2 separate regions of the Homo sapiens genome follow, and region 1 is linked to region 2. A link is a loop called in an ENCODE intact Hi-C map of the cell type or tissue named here. Cell type or tissue: heart left ventricle. All regions are shown on one strand. Links, peaks and the distances in the headings refer to the core of each region. The heading gives the core; the rest is flanking DNA.

Region 1 (14,578 bases), core at 9,579-14,578, 55 kb after region 2:
ATGGAAAATAGCAAGCATTGGTGATGATGTGGAGAAATTAGAACACTCGGCCAGGCATGGTGGCTCATGCCTATAATCCCAGCACTTTGGGAGGCCAAGGCCTGAGAATTGCTAGAACCCGGGAGGCGGAGGTTGCGGTGAACCAAGATCATGCCACTGTACTCCAGCCTGGGCGACAGAACAAGACTCCATCTCAAAAAAAAAAATAAATAAATAAATAAATAAATAAAAAATAAAAAGAAAAGAAATTTGTAATTAAAGATGTGCTTTGTTGAGTTGGTATGCCACAAAGTTATATAGTCCTAAAAATATGCCTGTACTCTTCTTACCTGGCGACTCCAGAACTGAGGGAGATCATGGAAGGATGAAAGCAATAGGTTTCTCATGGCAGTGAATATGATTTTCTTCTTCAATTTTCCTTCTCCTTCTTGTTAAATAAAATTCCCCTGGTTGCAACTTCCTAATGAGAGGATTGATGACAATTGAGTTCTTTTGGAAGATCCATCTTTAGGCAGATTTTGGTTGTATCACTGAAGCTGTGACTGGGATGTCATATATGAGAAGATATATAGAATGAATCTATAGGTACTGCAGGCTAAGTCTAAAGTATGCCTTGATTTGGCTTCCTAGCCTAAAGAAGTTTTAAAATGTCCATTCTTAGAGTTCTTATCAAAAGTTCCAGCAAAGCTTTGCAGCAGTTAATGTTATAGAAAAAGAGAAAAAAAGTTCCAGCAGTCTGGGTGCAGTGGCTCACGCCTGTAATCCCAGCACTTTGGGAGGCCAAGGCAGGAGGATCACCTGAGGTCAGGGGTTCAAGACCAGTCTGACCAACATGAACAAACCCCGTTTCTACAAAAAATACAAAATCAGCTGGGTGTGGTGGCGCATGCCTGTAATCCCAGCTACTCGGGAGACTGAGGCAGAAGAATTGCTTGAACCTGGGAGGCGGAGGTTGCAGTGAGCTGAGATTGCACCATTGCACTCCAGCCTGGGCAACAAGAGCGAAATTCTGTCTCAAAAGAAAAAAAAAAGTTCCAGCAAAGGAAACTTAAAAACAGTCTGTGTGGTCATTCACTATTCCTGCTGCTCTTACGTAAATAATCAGGCTAAGTTTGATGAGACTAACCTTATTTTGTAAACACATTTGTGTTATTCTGATTATTTTTGGTAGAAATGGGAGTAACTGCAGAGAGAAAAACTGTTTCTGAAGAAAAGCTATAGTACACCTGCTATTAGGTTGTGGCTTTGCTCATCGTTTTCAAGTTTTTCTTATCTTCTTGTAGACTGGACTAGATTCTAGAATTCTCTTTTCCTCCAATATCTGGCTACAATTCTCCAACTAAGAACAAGAACTGCTCTGTACCCAAAGCCCTCTAAGCTGAAACCAGACAACTCGTTGTAAATTTCAAGGGACAAGTGCCATTCCTGATGTGTTGGCCACACAGAGTTCACCAAAACGCCTGATGCCATAACCAGAGACATTCAAACTGCAAACCAGGGAAAGAGGTTGACAACTTCATGTTGTAAACAGCTTTTCCCAAGGTGTCAGCACAAGACTGCCTATCATAATAAGACTCTTGCCCCTCTGAACTTTTTTTTTTTTTTTTTTTTTTTTTGCCCATCTTTTTCGCTTGGCACAGTCAGCAGCTCCTGCGGGGGCAATCTGATGAACTGTTGGATCTGTCGTGTGAAACCCAAATCTTTACATAACCTAAGAGCTTCTTTAGTCCATCTAGTGGGTAAGTTTAGCAACATCCCTAACGTAACTGTTGTTCAAATTGTACTAGTGGTCCCTTTAATAGGGTTACACTTCTAGATCCACTTGTTCTCACTCTCTGCTTTAATATAACCCAGTCATAGGATACCAGATTTCCTGCTAGCTGTATAGTATAGGAGGAGTCTGTGCCATTGATAACACTTCTTGTTGTACATGGGTAGATACGTTGGGTATTACAGAGACTTGGTTGCAAAAAATGAACAGTCTGCTTGGTTAAAACAAGTGGACTCCTCATCTGGCTCATTCTTTGATCTATTCAATTTTAGTTGGTTTGGTTCATGGGGACCCTGGCTAAGGAGCTTATGCCAAACTGCTGGTATTATCCTCCTGATAGTCATAATAGTAGTCTTGCTGGTGTGCTATATTCTCTCAAAGGTTTTAAATACTTACATGTAGCCATCCATCGAACATTGAATGATCTCTCTTCAGCTAGAATAACAAAAACTCAAAGAAATATGTGATCAGACCAGACTTGATGGCTCACGCCTATAATCCCAGCACTTTGGGAGGCCAAGGCCAGCAGATCACGAGGTCAGGAGATCAAGACCATACTGGTTAACATGATGAAAATTTGTCTCTACTAAAATACAAAAAAAAATTAGCCGGGCATTGTAGCGGGCACCAGTAGTCCCAGCTACTCGGGAGGCTGAGGCAGGAGAGTGGCGTGAACCTGGGAGGTGGAGCTTGCAGTGAGCCCAGATCGCGCCACTGCACTCCAGCCTGGGCAACAGAGCGAGATTCTGTCTAAAAAAAAAAAAAAAAAAAGCAAAAGAAATATGTGATCCTGAGGACACCACAATCTAAGAATGGTACATCGAGACCAGAAACCCAGAATGATGGTAACTGAGAGCAGTGTGAATGGCCTAGGTTTTGGTCGCACTCTCACCTGGGTGACAGCCTGACCCAAATGGTGAAATTGTTTAAAAAAAAAAAAAGTATAGGAGGCCATTGGTTTGGACTGAGCTCCTGCTTTAGATCCAACAGATCAAACCAAAATGGAGTCAGTCATGCTAAAGTTTCACATCACCAAACTGAAACTAAGTTGTTTATCTAACATTCTGAGAAATCAGGCGAGAGATAATAGCTAAATCCCCAAACAAGCAATTTCAGCCAGTATGATAAAGAAATCCCCTCTCCTTTAGCCTTTACAAGGAAAGTATAACTTTGAAACAATCAATCGACTTTTTGTTTTCTGTTTTGGCTTTTCTCAGCCTTTTTCTGTCTATAAAACCAACCTCCTCTGATTAGAACACTCATTGTACTTTTTTTTTTTTTGAGACTGAATCTCGCTCTGTCACCCAGGCTGTATGTAGTGCAGTGGTGCGATCTCGGCTCACTGCAACCTCCGCCTCCTGGGCTCAAGCAATTCTCGTGCCTCATCCTCCCGAGTAGCTGGGATTACACGTGCGTGCCACCACGCCTGGCTAATTTTTGTATTTTTAGTAGAGATGGGGTTTCACCATATTGGCCAGGCTGGTCACGAACTCCTGACCTCAGGTGATCCGCCCGCCTTGGCCTCCCAAAGTGCTGGGATTACAGGCATGAGCCACCACACCCAGCCTTATTGTATTTTATAGTATGAGGTGTTTCTCAGTTCTAGAATTACAAAAAGCCAATTAAGTTTTTAAGCTAAATTTGTTATAATTTTGTCTTTTGCAACTCTTCTTTCTTCTCCTCCTCTTCTTCCCCCCCGCCTTTTTTTTTTTTTTTTTTTTTTGAGATAAATCTCGCTCTTGTACCCCAGGCTGGAGTGTAATGGCACGATCTTGGCTCACTGCAACCTCCGCCTCCCGGGTTCAAATGATTCTCTTTGCTCAGCCTCCCACCATTCACCTTACAGGCACCTGCCACCAGGCCTGGCTAATTTTTGTGTTTTTAGTAGAGATGGGGTTTCACCATGTTGGACAGGCCGGTCTTGAACTCCTGACCTCAGGTGATCTGCCTGCCTTGGCCTCCCAGAGTGCTGGGATTACAGGCATGAGCCACCGTGCCCCGCCTTTTCCCCTTTCTTTTCTTCCATTGTTGTTCTTAAGTTTGCACAATAATTAGGATAAATAAGCATTTATAAAATCAGGTATAATTTAGTCTTCTAATACATATTCCAATTGTGTTGTCACATCTTTTATCCAGATTAATACCTTGGTACATATCCTTTAATTTTATTAATAAAAGTTAATTATTATTTTAATTACTTTATTTATTTATTACAGAAGGGGTCTTGCTAGGTTGCCAAGGCTAGTCTTGAACTCCTGGGCTCATGCAATCCTCCCACCACTCAAGTAGCTAGGATTATAGGCATGAGCCACCATGCCCGGCTTGTCTGCATGCCTTTCTTCCTTCTTTCCTCCCTTCCTTCCCTTCCTTCCTCCTTCTTTTTTCATTTTCTCTCTTTCTTTTTATTTTCTGATTTATTGGTAGAAATAGGGTCTCACTGTGTTGTCCAGGCTGGTGTTATTATTTGTAAATGGGCTGATTTAGGTAAATGATGGATTATCACCCCTTCTTTTTTTTTAGAGATGGGGTTCTGCTATGTTGCCCAGGCTGGGCTCAAACTCCTGGGCTCAAGTGATCCTTCTGTCTCAGTTTCTCAAGTAGATGAGACTACCAGGCTCGCACCACTGTGCTCAGCTTCCCCCATTTTTATTATTAACATTTCCTCAGCCAGGCATGGTGCCTCATGCCTGTAATCCTAGCACTTTACAATGTCGAGGTGGGCAGAGCACTTGAGCCCACGAATTTGAGACCAGCTTGAGCAACATAGCTGGGTGTGGTGGTGCGTGCCTGTAGTCCCAGGTATTTGAGAGACTGAGATGGGAGAATTGACTGAGCCCAGGAGGTCAAGTCTGCGGTAATCATGCCACTGCACTCCAGCCTGGACAACAGAGTAAGATCCCATCTCAAAATAAACAAAACAAATTTTCTCACACTTTCTTATACACTAACTATAGACTATGTCATTTGACTGAAAGAGAATAGTACATTCTTCTTTTCTTTTTCTTCTTTTTTTTGAGATGGAGTCTCACTCTATCGCCCAGGCTGGAGTGGTGCAGTGGCGTAATCTCAGTTCACTGCAACCCCCGCCTCCCGGGTTTAAGCGATTCTCCTGCCTCAGCCTCCTGAGTAGCTGGGATTACGGGCATGCGCCACCACAACCGGCTAATTTTTGTATTTTTAGTAGAGACGGGGTTTCACCATGTTGGCCAGGCTGGTCTTGAACTCCTGACCTTGTGATCTGCCCGCCTCAGCCTCCCAAAGTGCTGGGATTACAGGCGTGAGCCACCGCATCTGGCCTAACATTCTTCTTTTCTCAGCCTTTTAATAAACACTTGAATGTTTTCTTTTTTTTTTCTTTTTCTCCCTCTCGAGACGGAATCTCGCCCTGTCGCCCAGGCTGGAGTACAGTGGCGTGATCTCGGCTCACTGCAACCTCTGCCTCTTGGGTTCAAGTGGTTCTCCTGCCTCAGCCTTCCGAGTAGCTGGGATTACAGGTGTGCGCCACCATACCCAGTTAATTTTTGCATTTTTAGTAGAGACAGGGTTTCACCATGTTGGTCAGGCTGGTCTTGAACTCCCGACCTAGGTGATCCGCCCACCTCAGCTCCCAAAGTGCTGGGTTTACAGGCGTGAGCCACCGTGCCTGGCCAAAAATCTTGAACATGTTCCAAGTGCTTATTGTTAAAAATAGAAAGTAGAAAAAATATATTTTGTTTTTTAATCAGTTGCCTTATAAATTCATTCAAAATTACAACAGTTGGTTTCTAGGCTAGATTTATATTTGCTCAATAATTCATTTTGAGAACTCAAAATCACAAGTCTGGTTCCAGGTCCATCTAGTTGTAGTTCTTATTTATATTGGTAGAAAACATCTTTTTTTTTTATAAAAAGGAAAAAAGAAAATGAAACCTCAACAACAAAAAATAACTTAAAACCTGGTCATTTTCCTATCCCCAGAAGTCCCCAAATCACAGAATCTCAGCTGGGGAGTGCATCTGGTCTCGTCTCCTGCCTTCAGCCATATTCCTCTCTCTAGTATCTCTCTTGTCTATGTCCAATCGCAGAAGCCTCACTGCCTCCCCAGGCAACTCATTTCAGTCATGAGTAGCTCTACCCACAAAAAGGTTAGACTGAACTGAAAACTTTCTCCATCTCACTTTCACTCATAAGTCATAAATATGCCTCTAAATTTCTTAGAATAAGTGTAATTCCTTTTCCACTTGGTTTTCCTTCAAATGTCTGGTGACAACTATTACATCCTTAAGTCAAATGCTTTCCTTCCTCAAGGACTTGACATTGGCAGTTCTGAAGTGTGCTCTCCCAAATTTTCACATACTAACAACTTCTTGATATTCAGGACTCAGTTCAGCCCATATATTGCCTTTCAAAGAGCTCTTCCCTTGCCATTCATGTTAAAGTAGCCCCTCCTGAGTCGCTCTCTGTCTACTCTTTTATTGTTCTTTTTTTGTTGTTGTTTTTGAGATGGAGTGTCACTCTTGTCGCCCAGGCTGGAGTGCAGTGGCACGGCCTCAGCTCACTGCAACCTCTGCCTCACGGGTTCAAGTGTTCCTCCTGCCTCAGCCTCCTGAGTAGCTGGGATTACAGGCGCCCGCCACCATGCCCAGCTAATTTTTGTACTTTTAGTAGAGATGGGGTTTTGCCATGTTGGCCAGGCTGGTCTCGTACTCCTGACCTCAGGTGATCCACCCACTTTGGCCTCCCAATGTGCTGGGATTACAGGCGTGAGCCACTGTGCCCGGCCTCTTATATTGTTCTTATATCACTTATCGCTTTCTGAATGTATTCTATTTGTTTATATGTTTTACCACCTCTTTCCCTCCACTAGAAAGCGAGCCTTCTGGGGACTGGGAACCTGTCTCTTGTTCATTCAGTTCCTAATGTGACCCAGGCATTCTATTCCTAGGTACTACCCCAAAGCAATGAAATCACTTCACCATACAAAGACTTGCAGCACAAATATTCATAGCATCTTTTTTTGTAACAGCCAAAAAGTAAAAGCAACCCAAGTGTCCATAAACAGATGAATATATTAAAAATCTATAAGAAATCCATATTATGGACTACTACCTATAGCAACCAACTACAGATACATGTAGCAACACGCATGAACTTCAAAATATTCATGCTGAGTGAAAGAAGCGAGTCACAAGAGTTCTTCTCTTTCATTCCATTTATACAAAATTCCATTAAACATAAATTAATTTCTAGAGACAAAAAGCAGATCAGTGGTTGCCCGGGACATGGGGTAGAGGGAAATAAACAGGTATGAATTTTTTGGGTCAGATGAAAATATTCTGCCTCTTGATTGTGGCAGTGTTTTCGTAGGTGTTCACAAACGTCAAAACTCACCAAATCATATACTTTAAACAGGTGCATTTAATTGTACATAAATTAGGCCAGGCACAGTGGCTCACATCTGTAATCTCAGCACTTTGGGAGGCTGAGGTAGGAGGATTACTTGAGCCCAGCAGTTCGAGACCAGCATGGGCAACATAGTAAGACGTTTTCTCTATTTTAAAAATAAACAATTTTAATAAATTTATGTAAATTATACTCCAATTAAGTTGATGGAATCAAATTTTGTTCAGTAAATACTTTTTTTCTCCAGGTAAATGATCCCTGCCTAATCTGACAAGGTTTCAAGATTTTTCATTACCTTCGCCATTACCAAGTAGCTCAATTTCTCCAAGGGTGGTGCCCAGAAATGAAAGCAATATTATGATATGAACAGGTTAGAGTATATTGGGTCCCTGTTACTTCCACTTTTTTATTACTGTACATTTGAATCAGGATTTCTTGTTTTTAGACTTCAAAAAATCTCATACAAATGATTTTAATCAGCCTGAATGTTCTACTTCTGTGACAGTGCAGCTTAAATTTAGGGGGACCTTTCAGCAGCAGGCTTACATGGATGTCTGACACTGGGTTTGCCTCCAGGGGCATTTCCCAACTGTAGAACAGTCTCCTTTATCCTAACTATGTGTATATTTCTCCCCCAGGTTCTGAACTTTTCTTTGTGTCTTTTTTTTGTCTTCATGAAAGTGGAAGAACACCGTTTAAAGAGACAAAGGTCAATAGCAGCCCTGAGGCTTGTCAGTAAAGATCTGCTTTCTGGATGCCATGGATGTATTCATCATTCATCAATATCCTTTGGGTGTAGTTGTTTAAATTGCTATGAATTGGCCTGGGTGCTGATTAGTTACATCATTTCTCCATGTGATTCACATGAATACTGTGAGACACTTAAGACATCTTGCTGAGAATCCACTAGATTAGGAATTAGAAGACTTGAGTTCTAGGCCCAGATTTACCTCTTTAAGTTGTGTAACGTTGGACAAGTTTACTTAATCCAAGCCTCTGCTTTCTCGACTGGAAATTGTATAAAATACCACCTGCACTATTCAGTTTATGGAATATTTTAAATATCAACTGAAAATACCATGTGAAAGCACTTTCAAAAAAAGACTGCGCTTATCAGCCGGGTATGGTGGCTCACGCCTATAATCCCAGCACTTAGGGAGGCCAAGGTGGGCGGATCATGAGGTCAGGAGTTCGAGATCAGCCTGGCCAACATGGCGAAACCCTGCCTCTACTAAAAATACAAAAATTACCCCAGTGTGGTGGCGGGCGCCTGTAATCCCAGCTACTTGGGAGGCTGAGGCAGGAGAATTGCTTGAACCTGGGAGGCGGAGGTTGCAGTGAGCCGAGATCATGCCACTGCACTCTAGCCTGGGTGACACAGCAAGACTCCATCTCAAAAAAAAAAAAAGAAAAAAGAAAAAAAGATTGTGCTTATCATATTATTTATAATAATATCAACAGGAAATGCCATTAATGCCCAACAATAGAATGACTAAAATAAATAACATATCCACGTAATCAAATATTACAGAGCCATCAAAAATAGTGTTTAAAAAATAACTAATGACACAAGAAACTGCTTACATATAACATTGATTTCAAAGAGCAGGGCAGGCCAGGCACAATGGCTCACACCTGTAATCCCAGCACTTTGGGAAGCTGAGGCGGGAGGATTGCTTGAGCCCAGGAGTTCAAGATCAGCCTGGGCAACATGGCAAGACCTCTGTTGTAAAAAATTAGCTGGGCGGTGGCACATGCCTGCAGTCCGAGCTACTAGGAATGCTGAGGTGGGAGGATCACCTAAGCCTGGGAGGTTGAGGCTGCAGTGTGCTGTGATCATGCCACTGTACTCCAGCCAGGGAGAGTGAGAATCTGTCTTAAAAAAAATAAAGGGCAGAGCACCTAGTAAACCCTTGGGCAAGGGCCAATGATGGGAGCAGGTACAAGGGGACTTCTGTCGGTCTTTACAATATTTCTATTTCTTTTTCTTTTCCCACTTAGATAAAGGGGGTACATGTACAGTTTTGTTACCTGGGTATGTTGCATGATGCTGAAGTTTGGGGTATGAGTGATCCCATTACCTAGGTATTGAGCACAGTACCCAATAGTTTCTGAACCCTTGGCCTCCTTTCTCCCTCCCCGCTAGTAGTCGGTCCCCAGTATCTACTGTTGCCATCTTTATGTCCATGAGTACCAATTGTTTAGCTCCTACTTACAAGTGTGGTATTTGGTTTTCTGTTCCTTTACGTTAATTCACTTAGGATATTATTTCTATTTCTTGATCTGGATAATTATGCAAGTGTGTTCACTTGGTAAAAATTCGTCATGTTTTGCTCTTATGAACACTTCCATACATGTAGGTTTTAGCTATATATGTATTTAAAAATAAAAAAGCAGAACTCAAAATAAGACCACAGTTTTATTTTATGTATTTTGTTGATTGATTTATTGACTGATTGTGACAGAGTCTCATTCTCTGTTGCCCAGGATAGAATGCAGTGGCATGATCTAGACTCACTGCAACTTTTGCCTCCAGGGTTCAGGCTATTCTCCTGGCTCAGCCTCCTGAGTAGCTGGGACTACAGGTGCGTGTCACCATTCCTGGCTAATTTTTGTATTTTTAGTAGAGATGGGGTTTTGCCATGTTGGCCAGGCTGGTCTCAAACTCCTGACCTCAAGTGATCCGCCCGCCTCGGCCTCCCAAAGCGCTGGGATTATAGGCGTGAGGCACCGTGCCCAACCCCATAGTTTTATTTTTAAATTTGGGGTTTTTTAAAAGATATATATTTTAAATATTTTTTAGAGACAGTGTCTTACTCTATCAATCACCGAGGCTGGAGTGCAGTGGCAAAACCACAGCTCACTGCAGTCTCAGACTCATGGGCTGAAATGATCCTCCTGCCTCAGTCTCCAGAGTAGCCAGGACTATAGGCATGCACCACTATGCCTGGCTAAGTTTTTAAATTGTTTGTAGAGACAGGATCTTGATATGTTGCCCAGGCTAGTCTTGAACTTCTGGCCACAAGCAATACTCCTGAAATTATACGTGTGAGCCACCGTGCCTGGTCCTATTTTTATTTTTTTAGAGACAAGGTCTTGCTATGTTACTCAGGCTGGAGTACAGTGGCTATTCACAGGCATGATTATAGCATACTAAGGCCACCTGGGCTTAAGGAACTCTCCTGCTTCAGTCTCCTGAGTAGCTGGCGAAATCCCCTTTGCAAAAATTATAACTGAGGAAATTATGACAGTGAAAGAAATCAGACCTAAACAACTCCATCTTGCTTCTAACCTTTAAGCTGTCCTTGTTCATCCCTGGGCATAGGCTGAACCAACTTTGGGAAGGAATTCAGTTCATGGTTTGACTCTAGAAACAAAATTGGTAATAGCTCTTTCCTGAAACGACCCCCTTCTTGCCTGGGGACCAGTCTGCCTTCGCAGGACTAACAAATTAGCTACAAGGCTAGAAATTACAGTTTAGGGGTCATGCAGCCTCTGGCTCCAAGAGTCTGAACCTTCCCAAATTGCTCCTGGGGATAATATCACCATTGTGAAACCTACGATCAGAGCTATTGTGCAGACCCTGCACTCGATGGATCAGCTGACACCACCCAGACGGCAATCTGGCTCAACCAGTTCTGCCATCCCACCCAGGAACAGAAGAGAGCAAGAAAAATTCACTTCCGCCCCCTGTGAGTCCATCTCCAACCTGACCAATCAGCACTCCCCACTTCCCAAGCCCCTACCCGCAAAATTATCTTTGAAAACTCTGATCCCCAAATGCTCAGGGAGACTGATTTGGGTAATAATAAAACTCTGGTTTCCCACATAGCCGGCTCTGCGTGAATTACTCTTTGTCCATTGCAATTCCCCTGTCTTGGTAAATCGACTCTGTCTAGGCAGCCGGTAAAGTGAACCCTTTGGGCACTTAACTGGGACTACATGCTCACCACCACACCCAGCTTAAAACTATGCATTTTTTTCAGTGGTAAGAAATACAGCAAAATGTTAATTACCTGGTATTACCTGAGATTACAGATGACTTTTATTTTCATCTTTGCAACTTTCCCTTTGATTATCAGAAAAAAAGTTCGTTTTTTTTTTTTAAATCAGAAAAATATTCCTTGTATTTGAAAGAAAATGCTTGGCCTGGTGTGGTGGCTCACCCCTGTAATCCCAGCACTTTGTGAGACCGAGTCGGGCAGATCAACTGAGGTCAGGAGTTCCAGACCAGCCTGGCCAACATAGCAAAAACCCATCTCTACTAAAAATACAAAAATTAGCCAGGCATGGTGGTGGGCGCCTGTAATCCCAGCCACTCAGAAGGCTGAGGCAGGAGAATCACTTGAACCTGGGAGGCGGAGGTTGCAGTGAGCCAAGATCCGTGCCACTGCACTCCAGCCTGGGGTGACAGAGCAAGACTTGTCTCAAAAAAAAAAAAAAGAAAAAAGAAAAAGAAAAACAAAAAGGAAAGAAAGAAAATGCTTTCTAAATTGTAAACATATACAGTGTCAGGTGTTATTCCCAATGCCTGAAACATAATAATGCTTGATAAATGTGGAGTGATTGGTTATTGTCCTGTGAAAGTTGAACCATAAGAATTGGGTCATTCTTGTCAGATCCAACTAAAACAGAGTCAAGAAGCTAGGAGGAAAAACATTCAGGGTACCAAAGCATTGCTCCAAGAATAGACTTTCTTTGCAAGCCTGGCTGCTGAAGCTGCTTGTTGTAAGCTGAAACCAGTTTTATCTATAGCTTCTGAGATAACTTGCTACAATTCTAGGACTAATTTTGCCCTCTGCTGTTGCTCACCGATCAGAGCTCCCAGCTCCCCAAACCCACAGTGCCAACGAACTTTCTCAAAGAGCAATACATAACATTTCTCCTTTTTAATAAAACCTCTGGCCTTTTCTTTGTTCTTCAGACATTCCGAAGACCACCCAGTCTGCATGTATGTCTGAACTTATAAATTCTGAAACCACCCTCACAGGGTCGACAAGAATTGCATGTTAGGTTCTGGCCAGAAATGTAGTTATAATTTATCATTAATCAAGCTGCCCTTTGGCCCACTTCCTTGTTGCTAAATCACATAGCACTAGATACTGACCATCTGCATCCCCACTGTATGATGGACAGGATTTCTGACATCAGGGTCATAAGACTAAGAATTGACTTGCATCCCCATTGTTCCTACAGGGTCTCTGAACATTAGATCATAACACTTTTGTTTAAGGATCACTTAAAATGTTTTTCAGGGCCAGGTATGGTGGCGAGAGCCTGAAATCCCAGCACTTTGGGAGGCCGAGATGGGAGGACTGCTTGAGGCAGAGTTCAACCAGCTTGGGGAACATAGCAAGACCCCGTATCTTCCTACAAAAATATTAAAAAATTAGCTGGCCCTGGTAGTGCGCGCCTGTAGTTCTACCTATTTGGGAGGCTGAGTTTGGAGGACTGCTGGAGCCCAAAGAGTTCGAGGCTGCAGTGAGCTATAATCACACTGGGTGACAGAGCAAGTCCCTATCTCAAAAAAACAAAAACAAACAGATGTTTTTCAGACCCCGAATTCCAACAAAACAGCTGATGCCAACCAGCTTGAAGATCCCACCAGAGGAAGGGGATCAGTATGAGAATAGTTTCTTCATCTCCCTGTCCTATGACTTCACTTTGCACTCTTTCATCAATTAACAATCTCTAAAACCCTAAAAAATCCTAACCTCAAATTCCTTAGAATTGTATCTGAGGTTTCTTCCCATCTCCTCATTCAAATTTTTCTTTTCTTTTCTTTTTCTCTTGAGACAGGGTCTCACTCTGTCGCCCAGGCTGGAGTGCAGTGGCGTGATCTCAGCTCACTGCAACTTTCACCTCCTGAGTTCGAGCGGTTCTCCTGCCTCAGCCTCCTGAGTAGCTGCAATAAATAGCGTGTACTACTGTGCCCGGTTTATTTTTGTATTTTTAGTAGAGATGGGATTTTGCCATGTTGGTCAGGCTGTTCTCGAACTCCTGAGCTTAAGCGATCTGTGCGCCTTGGCCTCCCAAAGTGCTGGGATTATAGGTGTGAGCGACCATGCCCGACCTCCTGGTTCAAATTTTTATGATTCTTCTTCTTTCTCTGCTGCAACCTGGTGTCTCAGTGTATTGACTTGCTGTGTGCCTCAGGCAACAAATTTATTATGGTTACAATTCTTTCTCCCAAGTAAAACAAATTTAGAGATTCGTCTCTACAATTTTGACTTCAACGCTCTACCGGGAAAGTATCTGTTTCAAAAAAGGAAATGGGTTAACACTCTTAACTCTCAGGGAACCCAGGCTGGCTCCTAGTGATGACTATTTCCAATTCTAAGTAAGAGCTCATGAGGCACCTACATGATTCTTCTTATAATTTTGCCAGAGTCAAAACTAGAAGGTATCTGTCACCAGTTCTCTGCCTCATTCTACGTCCCCATAGTTCCTTCAAGATTAACTGAATGTGCATGTTTGGAATGGAGACTCAGTTATTTCAAGCGGCCAGGTGCTTTGCATGCCATATTTCACCCACCTTGAGGTTAGGATAGAATTACTTTCGGGAGCCCTATTTCTCAATCATGATGGCTACTCCTCTCATTTTCTAAGAATGGAGATAACATGGGAATTTCATCAGCCAGTATTATACCAGTTGCCTTATCAAGTCCCCTTTTAAAATTCTTTGTCATACTGCTACTACTACTACCACAAAACAAAGCCACATTGATTGCCCTTTGCATTTCTTGAGTCTGCAAACATTTTCACTTTTCTTAGAGAACCATATTACTAATTGGTGTTGCCCATGGTTTTATGCACTGTATCTTTTAATTGTCCTTTTAAATCTCAGCTGAGCTCTCAGAGTAGCAGGCGAGGGTTGTGTCGGTTTCATTTAATGCCACACTCCTTCCCACAACACTGCCCTGTCTGCCACTCCCACATACTCTCCTGCCCGTATGGTGATGCTGCTTTTGAGCTCTCATGCCACTTGAGCTTTGATTGATTTTTCAAGATTCTGTCTAACCTTTCCCCAAGGTCACCCTTAATGGAGGAAGGTGCTGGGGGTAAAATTCAAAACATATTTGTGGCATTCACTAGCTTTGACTGGGGAGCCAGATGGATGAAATGGGGCCTCATGGGGACAGTAAAGAATTCTCACGCTCTCCCAGTGCCATAAACCGAGCGGCCTCCGAAAGGCTGAGCCGGAGGTGCTGTTGCAGGTGGTGTCATCTAAACTGATGTCTCTAATCAGTCAAGTCACTATGCTATTTGCTTTGTCAGATAAGTGACTCTGGGGAAATCAGGTAGGAGAGTGGGAAAATAAATTGCTCAAGCTGATAAATGTGAATCTTCAAAATCTATTTCAAATGCAGAAATTAAATAAGCTTGCCTTTCAGGAACCTCTTTCGTAACTCATCCACAGTGTGT
Region 2 (17,074 bases), core at 7,098-12,097:
TGGTGGCTCATGCCTGTAATCCCAGCACTTTGGGAGACTGAGGCGGGTGGGTCACCTGAGATTAGGAGTTCGAGACCAGCCTGACCAACATGGCGAAACCCTACCTCTACTAAAAATACAAAAAAATTAGCCAGGCATGGTGGTGCGTGCCTGTAGTCCCAGCTGCTCTGGAGGCTGGGACACGAAAATCGCTTGAACCCAGGCATCGGAGGTTGCAGTGAGCCGAGATCACGCCACTGCACTCCAGCCTGGGCGACAGAGCAAGACTCTGTCTCCAAAAAAAAATACAAATAAAAATTTAAAAAATAAAAGTAAAGCTTGACAAAATTTTGGCTGATGGATAAATACAGAGTATGACATTGTCTTCTGCCACTCACAAGGAAAGGCAAACTACACTTGGATGTGTGCAACAAAATTCTGAAGTACCATGAGACTTTTATGTTTATCAAGAGGGGACAAAGGGAGTTACAAACACTGTTTTGGGGCCAGGCACAGTGGCTCAAACCTGTAATCCCAACACTCTGGGAGCCTGAGGTTGGAGGATCACTTGAGCTCAGGCATTTGAAACCAGCTTGGGCAATATAGAGAGACCCTCCCCCACAAAAAAATTTTTAAAAATTAGCCAGGTGTGGTGGTATGTGCCTGTAATCCCAGCTGTTCAGGAGGTTGGGGCAGGAGGATCCCTTGAGCCCAAGAGGTTGAGGTTATGGTGAGCCATCACATCACTGACTGCACTCCAGTCTGAGCAAGAGAGCAAGACCCTGTCTCTTAACAAAAAAAAGAAAAGAAAGAAAGAAAGAAAAAAGATTCACTGCTTTGGTCCACAAAGGAAACATTGCTTTGGTCCACATTCAGTATTTCTAATCTGTATTTCATACTTATGCCCATAATTAAAAATTAGTGAAATGAAAAAAGACTTCTTACTTGAAAATAAGGCAAGCCATTTCTTCATCGACTTTTTTTTAGTTCCTATATGCAAGGTGAGGAATTACTTTTGCTGTTAAAGAAGGCACTTTAACAAAGAGGTATGATCATACACATTTGGCATGTACATTTGAAAGCACTGCTTTCCTCCATTCCTCCAGCCACTGATAGGCTATCTGTCTTATGTGGTGGGTCTGCGCAGTTCCCAGGTGTGCTGGAGTTTCCTGTTCTGAATCTCTGCCAATAAAAACATCCACAGTCCCTGCGTGGGTGGCACCAGGCCAAGGCAGGTGCTCAGAACTGTGGTGAGCTGACTGTTCATGTTATGTTTAGGGTTTAGCTTGTTTTTGTTAAGGTTTGCTTGTTTAATTTGAATATAAGACCAGATTTCTAGCTAGGCGGTGATAACTCTGGAATTCTTTTCCAAAAATGACATCACAGCATTTCTGATGACTTGAGTAGGAGACACTATTGAGAGAATATTCTAAAGAACATGCAAGTAAATATGTAGTAAATAGTTTCAGGCTGGGGACAGGAGTAGGATTCTACTTTCAGGACAACTTTGACATAAGTACAACTTTTTTCCAGCCAAAAAGCTGCTCTTAAGTTCAACTTAATAAAAGTAAATACTGATATCAATCCTAATACTGTGCAAGTTGCAACTTTCTTATCTATCCATGGAGGTAATGACATACCACAAGGCTACTCTAAAAAATAATGTACATGAAAGCCTTTTCTTTATGGTAATGGAATGTATTACTCCATTTTCATAGTGTTATGAAGAAATATCTGAGGCTGGGTAATTTATAAAGAAAAAGAGGTTTAATGGACTCACAGTTCCACATGGCTAGGGAGGCCTCACAATCATGGTGGAAGGTGAAAGAGGAGCAAAGGCATGTCTTACATGGCAACAGGCAACAGAAAGTGTGCAGGGGAACTGCCCTTTATAAACCATCAGATCTCATGAGACTTATTAACTATCACAAGAACAGCACAGGAAAACCTGCCCCCATGATTCAATTACCTCCCACCAGGTAATTACCTCCCTCCCATGACAAGTGTGGATTATGGGAGCTACAATTCAAGATGAGATTTGGGTGGGAACACAGCCAAACCATATCAGAGAATATAAAAATTACCACTTTAACAAATATGGATCATCTTTAAAATGGCTTTCACGGAATGCTTTATTAGAATAGGTTGAAATCAGGTTCTCTGTCTACCACTTTAAACATAATTTGTAACTTATTTGAATTCGTTCTCAAAACTCCAAAATGTAGCTACCCCCAATATTCCAAGTGCATCAAATACATAACAATTGCATAAAATCACTGTTTGTGTCCCAGGATTGTGACATAAGAATAAAATGGCCAACCATTTCATCAGAATCTCACAAGGACCAACCATCGCACTGAAGACAGGAGTGGCACACACAAAGGTACAGAGGCAAAAAGCAGCAAGACAAATTTGGGCCAGTGTAACACCTACAGGTTGGCTAGAACACAAAGACCAGTAAGGGAGAGAAGCAGGGGCAAGGCTAGAGGGCCAGGCAAGGGCCAGAGCTTGCAGGCCTTCGGAGTAGGGAGTTTGACATTTTCCTAAAAGTAATGAGTGTCACTGGGCATTTAAACAGAAAAATCATATGGTCCAATCTTTTAGAAAAATCACTCAGATGTACAACTGAGGACAAGCAATCCTGTTAAGGGGTTATGACTAATTGTTGCCAATAGTAATGAAGGTGGCCAGGCACAGTAGGTCCCGCCTGTAGTCCCAACACTTTGGGAAGTTGAGGCAGGAGGGTCGCTTGAGGCCAGGAGTTCAAGACAAGGCTGAGCAAAATAGCAAGATGCCATCTCCACATAAAAATTTTTTTTAATTAGCCGGCCATGGTGGCATGTGCCTGGTGTTGCAGCTACTCAAAAAGCTGAGATAGGAGGATTGCTTGAGCTTAGAAGTTTGAGGCTGCAGTGAGCTATGATCATGCCACTGCACTCCAGCCTGGGGAACACAGTGAGGCCCTATCCCAAAAAATAAAATAAAAAGTAAATGAAGGCATGAATTAAGACACAGTAGTGAAAGAAAAGTGGGACTGATTTATGAGGCATTAAGAAGGTAAACACAAAAGAACTCTGATTTAACAAAACAGGTAAGGAAGGAAGAGAAATAAGAAGCTAAGATACATTCCAGGTTTCTGACTTAAACAACCAGAGGTATCATGCACAGAGAATTAAGAAGGAGGAATATGGATTCAGAAGAATGCCGACAAATGGGCTGTCATTTTTGGTAGTAAGGGAAGGTTGTATGGTGTAGCTGAAAAATGAGTTCATGTTAGTTTAGTATGATGTACCTGTGTACCCAAATGGAACTGTCCAGAAATAGTAAATAAGTCTTGAACACAGTGATGAGATTTGGAAATAACAGCCCCAAGACAGTGGATGGAAGAAAGCAGGAAAAGTGAAGCAAGTATATGGCCAGGGGCTGAGCCTCAAGGAACTGCAACAAAAAGATGTAGCAAATCACATCAAAAGCAGAGTACAATTTATTCTAAAAGACACCTCAAAATCGCTCCTGAAAAAATGTGTTATGCTTTTCATTTTGGCTAATTGGGTTCTTTCAGCAGTTAATTTTATTGAAATTATTAATTTTTAATTCCATGAAAAAACACCACAGGAATCTCACATTGTTGTATTTAATTAGAATTCACTATATATGCTATTCAGTCTCGCACTTAATCCAGAAACATTCTGGAAATGAAGTATGAAACGCCCATACCATACTCACTATTATTCCAAAATCCTAGAACCATTTTTATAATCTTCTCACTTATTTTAGCAGGTAGTTTAGATTGGTTTATTGCCATAAGTGAGTTCTCTTAGCTTTTCTACCTCTCTTCCAGTGTAAATAACAATCAGGTATTTTTCTTATAGTGAAAGATGTATAGGACCATGAACCAGATTATTTGTTCACTGTAACTAGCTCAACAAAGGACTGTTACTAAAAATTTTTCTAAGATACAGAAATGGCTAGTTATGCAGGCCGCTTTTCCTACTAAACAAAACAAAATCTCTTTAGCGTAAAGGCAAAACATAGCAGTTAATTTCTGAACTATAGCCAAAATTTCCTATAATCTAGGTGTCACATACAACAGTACAATGTGGATATCAGTATAACTGTAAATGTGAAAACTTGGTGTGGGGGGAACAATTTCTGAGGAAGCACTAACTGACCTGAAGTTTCAGAGGGGCTAGCAAGATACATGGAGAGGTGCTGCAAGATTCATTCATCCCTAAATGCTACTGAAAACCCTACTTTGTGACTGTAACCATCTAAAAAGAAATCTGTCTCCATACAGGGAGTGTAGAGTTGCGTTAAAGATTATAGCCAAAGAACCTCCCTTTCAGGACCTTTTTGATAATCTACTTCCAAACTACTTAATTTTTAATGTTTTGATTTACACTTTTTTTGTGTGTGAGACAAAGTTTCTCTCTTGTTGCCCAGGCTGGAGTGAAATGGCACAATCTCAAAACAAATAAAAAGCCCTAGGCTCTTCATTAGTTCCATGGGTTTTCCAGTATCTAGCAGAGTTAAAACAAAGTTGCTCTTTCTTTTTTCTTTTTTTCTTTTCTTTTTTTTTTTTTTGAGACGGAGTTTCACTCTTGTTGCCCATGCTGGAGTACAGTGGCGCCATCTTGGCTCACTACAACCTCTGCCTCCCAGGTTCAAGCAATTCTCCTGCCTCAGCCTCCCGAATAGCTGGGATTACACGCATCCGCCACCATGCCCAGCTAATTTTTTGTATTTTTAGTAGAAACGGGGTTTCACCATCTTGGCCAGGCTGGTCTCAATCTCCTGACCTCAGGTGATCCACCTGCCTTGGCCTCCCAAAGGGCTGGGATTACAGGCATGAGCCACTGCGCCCAGCCCAAAATTGCACTTTCTAAAGAAAAACAATGTTCCACTTAATTGTATTTCTTTGTATTCTTCCCCAGAGTGTCTGATTCCTCTCTACCTAGGCAAGAAGAATACACATGTGAACAGGTAAAAATTCAACTAAAAAGAGACAACTTGGCCAGGCGCGGTGGCTTATGCCTGTAATCCCAGCACTTTGGGAAGCCGAGGCAGGTGGATCACGAGGTCAGGAGTTTGAGACCAGCCTGGCCAATATGGTGAAACCCTGTCTCTACTAAAAATACAAAAATTAGCCAGGTGTGGTGGCAAGCGCAGGTAGTCCAGCTACTCGGAAGGCTGAGGCAGAATTGCTTGCATCCGGGAGGCAGTGGTTGCAGTGAGCCGAGATGGTGCCACTGCACTCCAGCCTGGGCGACAGAGTGAGAATCTGTCTCAAAAAAAAAAAAAAAAAAAAAACAACAAAAAAAGAGACAACTCAAGCTTAGCTTGCTCCCTCAGACAGAGCAGTATGTGTGAGACACTCCTCTGAGTGCCATGTCATTGGCAGCTGGGCACCATAATGGGACTGTGATGCCGTCAGCATTTTTCATTGGTTCTACTGCCCAACTTGGAGTTGGCTTACTTCCCCTTTCCAAAGTCTTAATTTCACCAAGTGAGATTTATAACCATAGAGAAAGAGGCGTCAAATGCCTTCCCCACCCCCAACCCCACCACCTGTTGAAATGACCTTAGAATTTCAGCCTTTTATAGTAAAACTGAGTCCTGTTATATTGAAAATCCTTCAGGGAAATATTCTATTACTTCTGGTCTGTTATTAATTTGTATCCCACAACAGATCCTAAGCTACTTTGAAACAGCTGACATTTTCTCTCTCAGTCATTATCTCCAGTCCCCAGGACAGAGCCCAAAACAAAGCGTGTTAGATAACTTGGTAAACATTTGTATAAAGAGAATTAACAGTAAGATGTGTAAACTCACTTACACCTTAGTGTGAATGAACTTCTTCAGGCCCTTTCCTGAGAAATTTTGGGTAGATTATCCATTGCGTGGGAAGAGTTAACAGAGCCCTGAAGAGAAGTGAGCCTAAGAAAGGCTCCTCCTCAGTTCTGCCTAGAAACATTGTCCTGCTGTGGATCAATCTAAAAGTTCTTCAAAGGAAACCCCAGACTTTTGCTTGAACGGCATATGGAAGTATCTTGTTCTTCTATGGAAGTCTCTCTACACTTCAGAAATATAGTTTGAGACATTAATAATTTGCAATTGTTTATTCACCACAAAGTAGGACCAAGAAACAGGGACCCTTCTTTCTAATCCCAGAATGCATGGTAGAGCACTCAACCAATCACTAACACTTAAATTAATCAACAACATAAAAAACATCGTATTTGCAGAATGTTATCTAGTCAATGCAATATGATGAATGATTAAAACCCAGCTCCTGGTGCTTGCTTCAGCAGCACTTTGAACAACAATCTACTAAAATTGGAATGACACAGAGAAGATTAGCGTGACCCCTGAACAAGGATGACATGCAAATTCATGAAGCATTCCATATTTTAAATAAATAAATAATTAAAATAAAAATCCCAGCTCTTAGAGTCAGATAAGCCTGGGGTTGAATTCTGGCTCCACTTCTTACTTAAACTCTGTAAGCCTGAGTTCCCATATCTGAAAAGAAAGATATTAACAAAGTCTATCAGAGAATCGTGGTAAGGTTTAAATAGGAACGCATCTAAAGTGCTTAGCCACAGGAAAGTACTCAAGAAATGCGCACCATCATTTGGAGACCTAGATTCCATTCCACCACCACCTCCCTGTATATCCTTAGGCTAGTCACTTGCTATAAAGAAGTAATGGAAACAAGGAGACAGAACTAGCTGTACTCTAACACCAGGATTATCCATCATGAGTACGGTAATAGAAAATAGACCAAAACTTTGAAAAATAAAAGGCTTAAACAAATTCCAGATATTTTTTGGCATGTATTTGAAGCTTGCATATGCTTGATCACAGACGACTCAGCATTCGAATATCAAAGTGAAAAAGTGTGACCAATCAAACTTCAAAGCAGATATTCTCAAATAACAGTGACTGTGGTAGATGAGGGACTTCATGAAACACCTTTGTGTGTGTGTGTGTGCACTGAAGGAAAGAGAAAGGGGTAGGGGACAGGGGAAGAGAGAGAGATCTCAACAATAACTGGCTTAAAGACTATCTTGTAACCATTTTTTCAGCACTAAGTTTAAATCTGTTTTCTTCCTCAGCCCTTAACATCTATCAGTCATATATGTATTACCTAGCACCCAAGTAATGGCCATTGTTCAATCTAGATGCTGTGTTATACAGGGCCATTACAAGTGCATAGGGCCCTTCTGTAGGAATCAGACAAAGGGCACCCAGAGCCCAGGCTGGTTTTCAGTCCCCACTTACCCCTGAGTTGGGCACCCTTGTGCAATGGCACAACCATAAATAGATATACAGCAGTCAGGCAGAGAAACACAAAGATCTTCACACATTTAACTAGCACACCTGTGCAACTGTTTATATGATATATACCCACACATACACAAACATGACTGAAAAAGTTGTCAAAGACTGAACTGAGTAAAAAGAAAAAAGATATTCATCAAAATGGAAAACACAAAGTTCCACAGAGTGCAAAAGAAAAACCAGGTTCCTTCCCTCACTCTCAGCTACCCAGTATTGGGATATTGTGTAGCCAATTAGAACTTTGGGGACAAGTAGTAGGTAGAGACTTTGACACTGCAAAATTCTCATCCCTGGCAAAGCTATGGTCTCTCTGGCAATTGCTCTCTCTCTCTCTCAAAAAAAAAAAAAAAAAAAAAAAAAAAAAAAAAAAAAACCCACCCACAGACACCAAAGGATCTACTTAACTGAATTTGCAAAAACAATGATAAACAAAAGACTGCTGTTATCTTGACTGCATTAAAAAATCTGTAATCCCAGGCAGGAATATGGTAAATGTTGGAACTAGTCTTTAAATGTTAACTCTGTCAATTCTGCCTTCTTTTGGGGCTTTTCTCTCTGACACCCAATACTCATATAGAAAAGACAACAAACTATTTTTGTTTGCTATTATATATGCATATCTCCCCTGCTAAACTTTACAATGATTACTTCCCTTAAATGGTAAGGATATGTTACTACATTTTTAACACTTTTTGTACCTAGCCCATTGACCCGCATACCACAGCAGTTTCAATAGCTATTTAAAGAACAGAAATTCCAGGTTAAAATGGTACCGTATTCACATGCATAACGAGAGTGTACAAGAATATTCATTGCAGCATTGTTTAGAATGAGTTTGGAAGCAATCTAAATGCCCATCAGAGGGAGAATGCATAGAGTATAATATAGTCAAACAATGCAAACCACCTAAGTTAAAATGGAAAGAATTTGAGTTATCAGTTCACACTGAGGTATTATGTGGATAAGTCACAAACATGATGCGGAATGGAAGAAAAGTAAGTTGCAGAATGATACAAATAGTTTAATAGTATTTATGTCAGGTTTTAAAACTCTCAGCATAACCCAGCATTACCTTTGTCTCAGAATTTATTACAGTCTTGCCCATTCCTCATATGCATACTAAAGACCTAAGAAATATTCACTCTAAAAATAATAGAAAATCAAGGTTAAAAAAAAAGACTATTAATCATATAAAGTTACCCCAAATGATGGGGAGGGAGGTTGATTTAGTAATGGAAATCACTTAGCCCTTGAAGTCAGTTGATATGTGTTTTATTGCCATTCTACTACCCACCAAGACACTTTCACTGAGCTACAGTTTTCTCACCCAAATGGGGTTGACCGCGCTCACCTTGCAGGATAAAGTGAAAGAATTTATGTTAAAGTGTCATGCAGAAGGTCTTAGATTTGTTTTTTGCCTAACCAGCCAAAAAGTCATAATAATGCTCTACAGGGAGAAAACGCTGAATCTGCACCTTTTGTATCTAATTTACTATATGGTTAAAAAAAAATGTCAAAAAACACAACAGGAAGAGGGAAGAAGCAACCCTTCACCTTCCTCATCCTAGTCCCTAATCCGGCTGCCTCCCGTGTTTTCTACATTTAACCCAGAGGGCAAAAAAAGGCGGGGGGACGGGAACGCACGGAACCGTGACTCTTGCAGGGCCCCCTTTGGAACTCCAGTGACCTTCGTACAAATCTCTTTCATTCCTCCAAACTCCACCCCCCGCCCCGCCAACATACGCACACCCCTCTGCGGCCCAGGGAGGCAGGTGAAGAACTACATAACTGGCATAGTCACGAAAGAGACCACAAAAATGACAGGGCGATGACTGGGGTTGAAGGTTCTGGGGTTCTGTTTGTTTTCAAACAATAAAAGGAAGGGCTCCTGTGGACTGTTAGCGTCTGCTCTGCTGAGGGGAAAGGAGGACGATCTCGGCAAGTAAGTTCTGCGACCTGCTTGCAAACACACAGCTCTGCAGCTGGATTCCATATAAAGACGGGCACCCCGAGGCCCCAGAAGCGGCAGGCTCTGTCTGCAACTCGAAAGACCCCCCTGCTCGCACCCTCTGGCACAGGGACCCACCGACATGCACACTCGGAGGCAGACACAGCCCACACGCGGGATGCGCTCGGGGGCCCCACGCGGGTCGCCCAGGCTGGCCTCGGCGGGCGCCGCGCCTCACCTGTCTTAAAGACCATCTTGTCATCGTCTTTGGAGCCGAAGGTTTCCAGCATGGACACGAAGAGCACCCCGCAAGCGTTCTGGATGCCGAACACCGACCCGTTGCACCACATGGCCGCCAGCATCACCAGCCAGCCCCAGCCGCCCTCGGGGGGTTCGGGGGGCTCATGGGGCTCCGCGGTCGCCGGCCCCGCCAGCTCCACCTCCACCTTCTCGACAGCCGCCTCGGGGCTGTCCGAGGGTCCCGGGCCGGGCGGCGGAGCGGCCCCCGTGGGCGCGGGGCCGAGCGGCTGCGCCTCGCTCGTGCCCCGCGCGGAGTCCGGCTCCTCCTGGGAGAGCACCATGGCCCGAGGCGGGCCCCTCAGGCGCCGGAGAAGCGCGAGGGACGCGAGTTACCAGCGGGCTCCCGGAGGAGCTGCGGGGCTCCTGGCGGGCTAACGAGGCCGAGGCGAGGGCGGCGGAGCCCCTGGCGGGCGGGCGGGCTGGCAGCGCGCAGGCGGCCAGCGCGCAGGCGGCCGCGAGGACAGCTGGCGCGCGCGAACACCTCGGGGATCGACACTGAAGCCTCTAGGTCACAGCCCCGCACCCCCGACTGAGCCCACTGCCAGCCGCCGGTTCTTAAAAGCACCCCCCGCCCCGCCGGCTGGGGGCGTGGCCGGGAGCGGGACGTGCCCCCACAGCCTCCAGATGATTGGGCCTCGGAGAGCGGAGGCGGGGCGCCCCGCGGCGCGCGGCCCCAGGTGCCCGCGGCAGACGCTGTCTGCGCGCGCGTCTGCGACGGGGCCTCCTCCTGCTCAGAGAGGGGCACAGATGTGTGGGTCACCCCGCCTCAAAGCATGAGCAGAAGGGGCGCGTCTCCTAGGTGCGGGCGCGGTGGGCCTTCAGGAGAGCCACACTGGATCGTTAGCCTCAACTCACCGACACAGCGTCACAGTCACACTAACATTGTCTCGATTGTGTTTGTTTTATGTTTTGGCATTCACCTCTCAGTACTAATTATAATATGTAAGATTCGTTATGCCACCTGGCTTCTTAAATAAGTCATCTGAAGGATCAGAGCCCTTATTTTATTACTTCAGTTCCATTCTCTTGCATTCGTATACAATTTCCTTATGAATATTTGGCACACCAAAGATGCTTATTTTCAGTCCTCACTGGACTGCAATTCCGAAGTCTTCAACCAACAAACATTTTTAACAGACAGCTAGAAAGCATTACTTTTCAACTACATCAGAGTCGTTTTCACTTTAAACAAAAACTAAAACCTGTATTCAACTCCTCTGTCTCCCTGAAGCATGGAGTGCCATCCTATGTAAAAGAAAAGAAGAGTAACCTGCTATGCAATATTGAGGATGCTTCTTAATTTCTGTTATTCGTATTCTTCACTTCAATCAAAGTCAAAATATGCTAGTTACTTGATGTGCCCACCACTGTGATAGAGTACACAGATGAGTGCGATTGATCTCGTTTCTGCCTCTTATCAGTTGATAAACTGGTAGGAAAAAAGAGTCCTGGGAGAGACTAGGAGGCTCAGATGATGTGTTATAATACATGTACAAAAGAGAGAGATGAGATAGTCCCTTAAATTCTCTCCAAACACTGTAGAAGAGCCTCTACAGCAAACAGCCTTTGGCCGAAGCCCTGATTCATACATACGACTTCAGTGGGTCAAGACAGGAAAAGAGCATTCCAGGTAGAGAAAATAGCATAAACTAAGGAAAGCAAGCCGTGCTTGGTTGTGGAATGGGGAACATAGCTCAAGTGTAATCTGCCTTAGAAATGAGGGTAAAATAGTAAACAAAGGAATAGGCACATAAGTGCACAAAAATGTATGTATGAAGATGATACCCCAGTATTGTTGGAAATAAGGAAAATTTGGAAGTATAATGTACATTGGTAGAAGACTGATTAGATACTTACTTTAAAACCTCTAAAAGTTCTGAAGGTCATCTGTATTTATTGACTTTGAAAGTTGTCCACAACATATTATTGGGCAAAGAAAGCACATCGATTATATATTTGCATGCACACAAACAAACACATATGTAAGAATTATCCACGAGTCAGTACTGATGTAAGTAAATGATTAAATAAATAATGAGGAGAGAATAGACAAATCTCTCCTGCAGGAAATGTAAATACTTTATGAACATACTCCCTCCCTCATGGAGGTGAAGTACAATGGTTTACTCTTTAAGTGTGGGTATGCGTAGTAACTTTCTTCCAAAGAGTATAGGATGGAAAGGGGGAGTGGGGGGAAGAAATAACTTTAGGGTGCAAAAAATGGCACACAGTACCTCAACTAGATGATAATGTATCCCCGATATGATGTGATGAAAATGGTACTTTACCTCTGTGGTCTTCCTGCCAAAACCCATAATCCCTGGCTAACCATCAGAAAAACATTAGACAAATCCCAATCAAGGACAGTCTACAAAATACCCATTAAGTACTTTCATTACTGTAAAAGTCATCAAAAACAAGGAAAGTCTGAGAAACTGTCACAGTAAAAAAGAGTCTAAGAGGGCTGGGTGTCGTGGCTCATGCTGGTAATCCCAGCACTTTGGGAGGCCGAGGCGGGCGGATCACTTGAGGTCAGGAGTTCGAGACCAGCCTGGCCAATATGGCGAAACCCCATCTCTACCAAAAATACAAAAATTAGCCAGGCATAGTGGCGTGGGCCTGTAATCCCAGATACTCAGGTGGCTGAGGCAGGAGAATCGCTTGAACCCAGAAGGCAGAGGTTGCAGTGAGCTGAGATCGCGCCACTGTACCCCAGCCTGGGTGACAGTGAGATTCCAACTCAAAAAAAAAAAAAAAAGCCTAAGAGACATGATAACTAAATGTAATGTGATATCCTGGATGGATACTGGAACAGAAAAAGGACATTAGATTAAAAGTAAAGAAATATGAACAAAATGTCGGCTTTAGTTAATAATAATGTATCAACATTGGGTCATTAATTGTAACAAATGAGGCAAGGTGTGGTGGCTCAAGCCTGTAATCCCAGCACTTTGGGAGGCTCAGGTGGGAGGATGGCTTGAGGCCAGGAATTCGAGATCAGCCTGAGCAACATTGCTGAGACCAGCAACCAGGCTGGTCTCGAACTCCTGGCCTCAAGCAACATAAGTAATAATCCATCTCTTTAAAAAAAGAGTGTTTACTTCTAACTACCAATAGGCTATTGAATGGAGCAGAGTTTTAGGTGTCCAGGAAAACTACCTTCTATTTCTATGTCCACACTAATCAACAACTCACATTGTGTTATTGGATTGACCTCATCTTCTCCACCTGAAAATATGAACCTGTTTACTTATAACTACAGCATAGTGACATAGTGATGGTATTTTTTTTTTTTCCTGAGATGGAGTCTCACTCTGTCACCAGGCTGGAGTACAGTGGCCCAATCTCGGCTCACTTCAACTTCCACCTCCCGGGTTCAAGCGATTCTCCTGCCTCAGCCTCCTGAGTAGCTGGGACTACAGGCGTGCACCACCACACCCAGCTAATTTTTGTATTTTTAGTAGAGATGGGGTTTTACCATGTTGGCCAGGGTGGTCTCGATCTCTTGACTTCGTAATCTGCCTGCCTTGGCCTCCCAAAGTGCTGGGATTACAGGCATGAGCCACCATGCTCAGCGCAGTGATGGTATGTTTTTAATGAGTTCCTATTTATTAAGTGCTTTGAGATCAGATAAAAAGATTTATAAAATTTTAAAAGGTGTAATAGTTCATTAAATCTAAATGCCAACAGTGCTTTATGTAGGCCTTTTCATCAGCAGTTTATGTTAAACTTATTTATTAAACAAAACAATCCACTTGATTCCTTATTCTATTTCAAAAGACCAACCTTTCCTATTTAGGACAGTCTTATTTATTTATTTTTATTTTGTTTTATTTTATTTTTGAGACAGAGTCTCGCTCTGTCACCCAGGCTGAAGTGCAGTGGTAAGATCTCGGTTCACTGCAACTCCACCTCCTAGGTTCAAGTGATTCTCCTGCCTCAGCCTCCCAGGATGGTCTTGATCTCCTGACCTCATGATCCGCCTGCCTCTGCCTCCCAAAGTGCTGGGATTACAGGTGTAAGCCACTGTGCCTGGCCCTTTTTTTTTTTTTTTTTTTTGAGACAGAGTCTCTCTCTGTCCCCGAGGCTGGAGGGCAGTGGCACAATCTCAGCTCACTGCAACCTCTGCCTCCTGAGTTCAAGTGATTCTCCTGCCTCAGCCTCCCAAGTAGCTGGGATTACAAGCACGTGCCACCACGCCCAGCTATTTTTTGTATTTTCAGTAGAGACAAGGTTTCACCATGTTGGGCCAAGCTGGTCTCGAACTCCTCATCTCAAGTGATTTGCCCACCTCAGCTTCCCACAGTGCTGAGATTACAGGCGTGAGCCACCACGCAGGGCCAAAAAATGCACTTTAAAAATGAGACTGAACTAATTCTCTCATCTCCACTTTTTTACCTCTCTTTCAGAAGTCCCCTCAACCTGATTCTCCTTTGGTATTACTCCTAATCCTCCCAAATCCAAGCTGAAACCTGGGTCTGCTTCCTAATATACTTCTCCCCTGGTTCTCTCAAACGCAATCCTGTCAACTCTAGCTCCAGAAGGTCTTTTGCCTGGTTCCCTACTCTCCATCCTTGCTGCTGATTCCTTAATGATTCCTTATCATTTCTCAAGGACCATCATAATGACCTACTAATTAGTCTTGCTGCCAACAAATTCTGCCTGCACCAATTCATCCTCTAACCTATACCTGCTGAAACTCTGTTCTGCAGTCTTAAGGCCTGCTCCTCATTTCAGGAACAAGTATGAACACCTCTATTCCTCCCTGCAGACCCTGCTTCTGAAATGACCACCTCTCCCCTTTTCCTAATGGTGAAATCTCACTCAATCTTCAAGGCTCCACTCTAAAATGGAATTCACTTCTCTGAAGCCTTTACTGATCCTTCCGCTAGGCTTCCATATTTTATTTATAGCAGTTTTTATGGTCAGTAGAATGGTTTTCAATCTCCTTGGCTAGTGTAGGAATTTTCAGACAGGTCAGATAGTCTTTCACAAATCTTTGAACCACAGCACCAAGTAGTGTTAGTGCACAACAAATATTTATTGAACCAAATTGAATAGAATTCAAAAATAATTTAAAGAACCACAAAGTGTGTAATTGAGAAGATTCCGTATTTTCAGGTGAAAACTTTTAAATATGTTTAAATCATGTGTTTCTTTTTTTAGTTGTAGAAGTAATACAGAGCCTGGCAAGGTGGCTCACATCTGTAATCCCAGCACTTTGGGAGGCTGAGGTGGGCAGATTATTTGAGGTCAGGAGTTTGAGACCAGCCTGGCTAACATGGTGAAACCCCATCTCTACTAAAAATACAAAAAATTAGCAGGCATGGTGGCATATGCTTGTAATCCCAGCTACTTGGGAGGCTGAGGCAGGAGAGTCCTTGAACCCGTGAGGTGGAGGTTGCAGTGAGCCAAGATCACGCCATTGCACTCCAGCCTGGGCTATAAGAGTGAAACTCAGTCTAAAAAAAAAAAAAAGGTCGGGTGCAGTGGCTCACGCATGTAATCCCAACACTTTGGGAGGCCGAGGTGGGTGGATCACCTGAGGTCAGGAGTTCGAGACCAGCCTGGCCAACATGGAGAAACCCCGTCTCTACTAAAAATGCAAAAATTAGCCAGGGGTGGTGGCGCACGCCTGTAGTCCCAGCTACTCAGGAGGCTGAGGCAGGAGAATCACCTGAATCTGGGAGGTGGAGGTTTCAGTGAGCCGAGGTCGTGCCGTTGCACTCCAGCCTGGGCAACAAGAACAAAACTCTGTCTCAAAAAAAAAAAAAAAAAAAAAAAAGAATACAGGCCTGGTATAGTGGTTCACACCTGTAATCCTAGCACTTTGGTTTGGGAGGCCAAGGTGGGAGGATTACTTGAGCCCAGGAGTTCTAGACCAACCTAGACAACATGGTGAGACCCTATCTCTACAGACAAAAAAAAAAAAAAAAAAGTAATACATGCTTGTTATAGCAAATACCATAAAAACAATAAAGTTTAAATCATTTATTATAGCCCAGGCATGGTGGCTCAACCCTGTAATCCCAGCACTTTGGGAGGCCAAGGCAGGTGGATAACTTGAGGCCAGGAGTTTGAGACCAGTCTGGCCAACATGTTGAAACCCTATCTCTACAAAAATTACAAAAATTATCTGGGTGTGGGGGCACACACCTGTAATCCCAGCTACTTGGGACGCTGAGGCATGAGAATCACTTGAAACCAGGAGGCAGAGGTTGCAGTGAGCCCAGATGGTGCCACTGCACTCCAGCCTGGGCAACACAGCGAGACTCTGTCTCAAAAAAATATATATATATATTTATTATAGAACCACTCAAATAACCCATTTTAACCTTAATATTTATTAATTATGCATGTATGAGAGATACCATATTTGTTTTGTATTTTTCCTGTAAAAATGGTATAGTATCACCAAAAAAAATTAAGCAACTCTTTTGATCCTTAATTAAAATTGTTGCATTCAAGATGATAAGTGAAACATGAAGAAGCCTGATAAGATTAGGATGCCCAGAGGACAACTAGAGTCATTTATACATAGGGGTTCTGCCACAGGCCTTCTCCAGAGGTTCTTATGTCTCAAATCTATACATCAGCAAACATACCTACCGATTATTATATATTATGAACCTTCAGGATTGCTCAAAAGCCATAGGTCTACTGTATTTTCTTCTAGTCTTTGTTTCTATGCATTTTTAAACAAAATGAGAATCATAGTTTAATGGACTTAATTGTGTCCCCATCCCCAAAATTCATATGTTGAAGCCCTAGCCCCCAGTGCCTCAGAATGTGACTGTACTTGGAGGTAGCACCTTCAAAGAGCTAATTAAATTAAAATGGGGTCATTATGGTGGACCCTAATCCAATATGACTGGAGTCCACATCAGAAGAGGGGATTGGAACCTAGAGAGTGACCAGGAAAAGGCCATGTGAGGACACGGGAAGGAAGACGTCTGCAAGCCAAGGAGAATGGCCTCAGGAGAAATCACACCTGCTGCTGATACCTTGATCTTGGACTTCCAGACTCCAGAAGTGTGAGAAAATATATTTCTGTTGTTTGAGCCTGGCACAGTGCCACGTGCCTGTAGTCCCAGCTACTCGGGAGGCAGGATGATCACTTGAGCCCAGGAGTCTGAGGCTGCAGTGTGCTATGACCACACCTGTGAATAGACACTGCACTCCAGTCTGGGCAACATTTCGAGACCCCCCCCATCTCTAAAAAAACAAACAACTTCTATTGTTTGAGTCACTAGGTCTGTGGTATTTCATTTTGGCAGCCCTATGAAACCAATGCAACATAAAAAAAATTAGCTGGGCATGGTGGTGCATGCCTGTAGACCCAGCTACTTGGAAACCTGAGGCAAGAGAATCACTTGAGCCTAGGAGGTCGAGGCTGCAGTGAGCCATGATCATACCGCTGCACTCCAGCCTGGGTGACAGAGTGAGACCCTGTCTCTTAAAAACAAAAACTAACACAGTACACATAATAAAGCACAATTTTGT

The links. Hi-C counts contacts between places; a loop is a spot of excess contacts. Peaks named below come from ENCODE experiments on the same cell type or tissue, not always from the same donor. Only the 100,000 strongest peaks of a DNase experiment are listed, where the experiment ranks them.
Region 1: it touches region 2 in a loop (7-fold over the local background); 3 of 110 quality-filtered maps call a loop at or near these places.

Annotation. Positions count from the first base shown.
Region 1 is chr6:111,030,308-111,044,885 of GRCh38, reverse strand. No RefSeq gene overlaps it. Among named protein-coding and RNA genes, the nearest start is that of SLC16A10, 50 kb to the left of the region's middle. In heart left ventricle, for the core only: a CTCF peak has its summit at 11,974 (motif pointing left); no DNase peak of the experiment used is centred there; H3K27ac peaks cover 1,919 bases.
Region 2 is chr6:111,080,531-111,097,604 of GRCh38, reverse strand. SLC16A10 (solute carrier family 16 member 10) reads right to left here and starts at 10,102. Exons shown (of 6, transcript NM_018593.5): 1 at 9,510-10,102. The coding sequence starts at 9,852. It also overlaps the pseudogene RNU6-960P. RefSeq lists silencers at 9,532-9,711, 9,742-10,421 and an enhancer at 9,219-9,719. In heart left ventricle, for the core only: no CTCF peak of the experiment used is centred there; DNase peaks (open chromatin) are centred at 9,604 and 10,194; H3K4me3 peaks cover 2,755 bases; H3K27ac peaks cover 1,044 bases; H3K27me3 peaks cover 3,278 bases.